Regions from separate parts of the Homo sapiens genome. Here region 1 is linked to region 2. A link is a contact called in ENCODE Hi-C data. All regions are on one chromosome and are shown on one strand. Each heading gives the region's core, a stretch centred on a gene start or an enhancer-like site at or near the end of the contact. The rest is flanking DNA. Distances are from core to core; before and after follow the strand shown. Region 1 overlaps LINC00850 (long intergenic non-protein coding RNA 850). Region 2 holds the start of FMR1 (fragile X messenger ribonucleoprotein 1).

The links. A loop is a pair of places that touch in the nucleus more often than their neighbours do. Pooled maps may share reads with other maps.
Region 1: a pooled map shows a loop between it and region 2 (5-fold over the local background). The contact joins the enhancer-like site here to the promoter of FMR1 in region 2. A Hi-C loop is called at or near these places in 5 of 50 pooled maps.

The regions. Positions count from the first base shown.
Region 1 is chrX:149,828,023-149,830,722 of GRCh38, reverse strand. All of the region lies in intron 1 of LINC00850 (long intergenic non-protein coding RNA 850), which reads right to left. Among named protein-coding and RNA genes, the nearest start is that of LINC00850, 3.7 kb to the right of the region's middle. RefSeq lists enhancers at 150-269, 290-359, 380-519, 720-769. Within about 2 kb of position 1,447, at least 5 of the 41 ENCODE cell types and tissues checked have a DNase peak (open chromatin) inside an H3K27ac peak, as active enhancers do.
Region 2 is chrX:147,910,534-147,913,233 of GRCh38, reverse strand. It overlaps FMR1 (fragile X messenger ribonucleoprotein 1), which reads right to left and starts at 1,315. Exons shown (of 17, transcript NM_002024.6): 1 at 1,004-1,315. The coding sequence starts at 1,054. It overlaps FMR1-AS1 (FMR1 antisense RNA 1), which reads left to right and starts at 1,417. Exons shown (of 2, transcript NR_024503.3): 1 at 1,417-1,592; 2 at 2,239-2,700. RefSeq lists enhancers at 895-994, 1,575-1,784 and a silencer at 1,155-1,494.

The DNA of each region.
Region 1 (2,700 bases), core at 198-2,697, 1.9 Mb before region 2:
CTGTCATCCTTTGTCATCCTGTTTCCCTTTCTTTTCCCGAGTTCTCTTGCTCCTGCCGTGAGCGGGGACCAGCCACGGCCGCCCCCTACGCGTGCGCGGCCGGCTGTTTCTCCTGTGTTCCCCCCCTTTACTTTCTTTTTTTTCATTTCTTTTTACACTTAGTTTCTCGGGCTGGGTGAGATTTGCGTGGCTGCAGTCTGGGCCTAGGGCAGTCACCAGCCTAGAGGCTTGGCAGATGCCTGCCGCAAATTGCAAGAATTATGCCCTATTCACCTCCTCTGCTCTCCTCCCAGCAAGGGTCCACCGCCCTCTTTTTCACATAGACTGGGGCTGGGGAGAGGGACTTAACCCTTGGCGTGCCTGCCTCGCTGTTTGGCTCTGTGACTGCTGTTTTTGCTTGCTTTCTCTCTTCTCTCCTAAGTTCTTTTTCTTCTCTGCTGGTCTTTCCTTAGTCTCTGCCAGCCACCTATGCTGCTGTTTTTCCTTCTCCTTTCCCTTCCCTTAGGGGAGGGACCGGCGGGAGTGGAGCTACTCTTTCTTCCCCTGAGAAGAAAGGAAAGGGGGGTTTCTAAATATTTTTCTTACTTCCGGAGGTTTGTGTGAGGTTCAACCCCCCCACCATGGGGATTTCTCACCTCTTTCTGAGGTTCAACCCCCCCACCATGGGGATTTCTCACCTCTTTCTGAGGTTCAACCCCCCCCCCAAGGAATTCTCAGCTCTTTCTGAGGTTCAACGCCCCTGGGGATTTCTCACCTCTTTCTAACCTCCAGGACATCCTGACTAAGGCATACTTTACCACCCCTGCAGTTTTTTTACTTTACTGGCTCCTGCGGCTTCTCCTTCCTTGGTCTGTGCACAGAGTCATCACTGCAGTATGTGAGGATCCTTTAAGCTAGGTTGCTGGCCAGTTTCTGTTTTTTTTTTTCTCTCTCTCTCTCTCTCTCTTTTTATTTTTGCATTGCTGAGAGTACAGGTTTATTCATCACACCGGGTGGGTCTCAATTTCTCACCCATGAGACGCTTGCAATGAGGTAAGGGAGCACGCTCCATCATGAGAGACGACTGGAGACCACCCCCAGAGGAGAATGTATCCCCATATGGCCCATCAAATTGTTTGAAATGCTTGTTCCCTAGTGCCGTAAAGAAATAGCACTTGAACATTATTATTTAGTAAGGCCATTTTTACTTTCTGCAGAAAGGGTACACTCGCCAGCAGTTTTGCCACGAGAATACACCAAACAAAGGAGACAGGGTCATTTATGACCTGACGCATCCACCCTACTGCTGTGTCCGGTTTCCATTGGCTGGAACGGGACCTCACATTCTGTATTCGTCCCAAATGGCTAGCAACTTAGGAGTTTTTAGAAGAGGCAAAGGTAGAGGAGAACAAAGGAAGGAGGAAGTAAATTGTGGAATGCTGAGAAAGGTAAAAACACTTTTAAATAAAGAAGAGGCACAGGCTATGACCTGATGCTTGCTTGGACCAGTATAAGCATGCCAGGGCAAGTATTTAGGAGCACAGGTCTTTGAATAAATTTTGCTTCTAAGAGAAGTTACTATTTATTCCTAATTAGATTGGAAGGAAAGTCTTTGAAGACGAACTTCTACTTTACTTTTTATTTACAATGTCCAGTTCACAGAAAAACTGGATGATACCTCTGTAACTTTAGCCAATATGTTTACACACAGGATTCCCTTTACAATTAACATTTCAAAACTTGCTTAAACCTTTAAAACAAAATATTTTTTTAACCTTTTAATGTAGGTAAAAATCCACATCATTATGCCTCCATATAATCCTTTTACCAAAGGTATATTTTACTTTCCTTATACACTTTGCACGTAAACTGTTTCTTCAATAATTCTACATTCAGGAGGCCTAATTACTTTTAAATTATACAACATTTCTTGCATAAATTCCCTTTTATAACTTTTTTTTGGTCATGACTTTCACAGACAATTCTTCCATGTGCCTCAACTTTCTGACTTGCTGCAAACATCCTTTTCTTTAAACAACCAGTTAATTTACTTTAGGACAAGAATTTACCATATAACATTCTTTTTACATAAATTCCCCCCTCCACCCTTTTTTTCCTAAAGATGATAACCATTCTTTTCCAAAGCGAACTTCCTTCATGTCTGTGGACTAGACTGCCTAAGACCATAAGATTAGAAGTTAGGATAATACATGTTACACTGTTAACTTTTAGCAAACTTTACTTTTGTTGAAAACCTTGTAAGTTTGGGATTTCAATTATCCTTTGCTGTTAACAAGACCTTGTTTAGTCCAGATTTACTTAGAATTGGCATAGATGGTTCCTTCCTGGTTCTTTAAGTACTTTAAGGCTTGGCTGAGAGGAAACAGCTCTCAGGTTTGAGCAGACCAATTATTAGGCCATTTTCCTAACTCTGCTTTTACAAGAGTTTCCCTATCAATTACTGAATACCTATTGTGTCTTTTTCCCTCAGTCACCAGGGAGGAACCATCTATTGTCCTGTCCTGAAGGGAGTTCCTCCTAGGTATGGTCAGACCTTTGTATGGTAATTAATTAAGATTTAGATCCCCTGTTAGGAAACCTGCTGGGTTAAGGGAATTATCCGTGGTTAATGTTAAATCATCTTTTTCTAACAGAAGAGTCCCATACTTTAAGATTTTTGAGTTAGTAAGCTACCTTTCTGCTTTTTTTTTTTTTTTTGAC
Region 2 (2,700 bases), core at 66-2,565:
GTAAACCCATGAATGCCTATATAAAGCCTCAACAATTCAGTCCACTGCAACACCACAAATTCAAAGGAAATGTGGTCAAGTTCTTAGGGGCACAAAAATATTTTCGCTCAGTTAAAAAAAAAATGCCCTAGTAATAATATACTCTCAGTTAATTACCTGAAGTTTCATGGCATATATTTAGGTCTTTGGAAACTTAAACACACACACACAATTTTTAAGTAGCAGCGCTGCTAATGGTTTTAGACGCTGAAGCATGTGCATTCCTGAATTTACCCCGTTTAACAAAAAGGGGGACGCGAATATTCACGATGATCAACTTCTTCAATGCACTGCTGGGCCATGTTAGGGTCTTCCTGAAACTTTTGGATCTAAAATCTCCTCCGAAATCCACAAAGAGAAGCCACTAAAAATCAGTTGCCATTGTGATTTGGTGCCGACTACCGCTTCTTACTACTCTTTCTTCACAGCCCTCGCCCAGAACAGTGGAGCTCTCCGAAGTCCCAATGCTAGACCGGAAAAGAGAAGCCAAAGGAGACCTGAAGCCCTCTTGGCGCTGCAGGAGGCGGCCCGGCTGAAGCGCCCCCCGCTCCTCCACAACTACCCACACGACAGGCCCGGATCCCGCTGGGAGATGATGTTTAGGAAAGGGGGAATAAGCCATCGCCGTCACTTAGCGCCGATTTCGGCCCTTCCCGCCCGGCTCTAGTACCTGCCGCCGGCCCTCGCCCATCCCCAGCTCACCCCGGCGGGGCTCGGCGCCGAAAGAGAACCCTCTCCTCGCTGGTCTCTCATTTCGATAGGCGCTAGGGCCTCTCGGAGTCGGAGAGGGGCTTCCAACAGGCCCCAAGTCCAGTCCTTCCCTCCCAACAACATCCCGCCGAGCGTGCCCTGGCACCCAGGCGCGGTGCTCGGGAAGAGGGCCCCGGGCCTGCCTCCCGCCGACACCAAGAAGAAAAGGGAGGGAAGGAAGGGCGAAGATGGGGCCTGCCCTAGAGCCAAGTACCTTGTAGAAAGCGCCATTGGAGCCCCGCACTTCCACCACCAGCTCCTCCATCTTCTCTTCAGCCCTGCTAGCGCCGGGAGCCCGCCCCCGAGAGGTGGGCTGCGGGCGCTCGAGGCCCAGCCGCCGCCGCCGCCGCCGCCGCCGCCGCCTCCGCCGCCGCCGCCGCCGCCGCCGCCGCCGCGCTGCCGCACGCCCCCTGGCAGCGGCGCCTCCGTCACCGCCGCCGCCCGCGCTCGCCGTCGGCCCGCCGCCCGCTCAGAGGCGGCCCTCCACCGGAAGTGAAACCGAAACGGAGCTGAGCGCCTGACTGAGGCCGAACCCCCGGCCCGCTGCGGGTGTAAACACTGAAACCACGTCACGTGATCAACGCTGTTCCCTCCCCCCGCGGGCTCAGCCCCTCGGCCCCGCCCTCTCTCTTCAAGTGGCCTGGGAGCGCGCGCATGCGCGCTGCTGGGAACCGGCCGGGGTGCCGGGTCGAAAGACAGACGCGCGGGCCGGGCGTGCGCGGGCTTGGTGGAGGGCGGGAAGGCTGAAGGGCGGTGACAGGTCGCACTGCCTCGCGAGGGCCAGAACGCCCATTTCTGCAGAGGTGCACTCAGTGGCGTGGGAAATCAAATGCATCCGGTTATCCCAGTTCGGCCTCTCTGGGATTCCGCGGGAGGGGGTGTCTGGTCTGGTTTGGTTTGGTTTGGTTTGGTTTGGTTTGGTCCGGTTCAAAGTAGCGCAGTCTGACTGAGCGGGAGGTGGAGTGGAAGGCGAGAATAGGGGTGAAGGATTAGACAGAAGAAGACTTTGAACTAGGAACAGTGGCAACCAGGGTGACCCAGGCTTTTGTGACCCGTAGAGGCAGAAGGTGAGGCGTCTACGCCCTCTCTCACCAGATTTTGGGCGGCCCTGTGGAGACACCCTGTGCCCTTTAAGGGACATGGATTGAGTCGGGATCTCAAAATGTGAGCCTTTCCTCAGACCCAGCTTTGACCCACGTACTCGCCTTTCCTCAACTCATTTTCATACTTTCACTTGACTATATATTTTTTAAAAATTGTGTTAAGCACTTGAGGTTCATTTCTGCCCCTACTGTATGTGCACCCTGTGCCAGAGGGTGGGGTGAACACGTGTGTAGCAGTCATGCGTCCTGTCCACAGGGGCCGATGCACCTCCTTGCAACCCTTTACATTCCACTGTGAAACAAACCTCAACTTTTTCTTATTCCTGTTTTTACACCGTGCTTATAGCTGCCTTAATCCATGTTCCCTTCGGGATGCTGGTATCCAACTGAGAAGTTGACGGAGCATCTATCGTGTGCCAGACACTGTGCTAAGTGCTAACGAGAAATCGGTGAGCAAAACAGAAAAGAAAAAAAAAGAAGAAACGACTGCCAGCATTGAACTTAGTACCTAGCAAAGTAGGTGGACATAAATCAAATTGTCAGACAAGTAAATGAGTAGTTGCAGCTGTGATAAGGGGTATGAAGAATAGGCGCTTCCATGATGGCGGAACATGACCTAGTCTGGGGTGGAGAAGGGGAGATGATTCCAGCTGGAATATGGCAGGTGAGAGTTAACTAATAGCACTGAGTTGGCAGAGGCAGGATGACCTGCCCCAGGCAGGTGCCCCAGAATGAGAGGATGTTGCTGCTGGTGGAACTCCAGCTTTAAAGCGGTGGATCTAGGGCCACATTCCTCAAGGCCATAGCA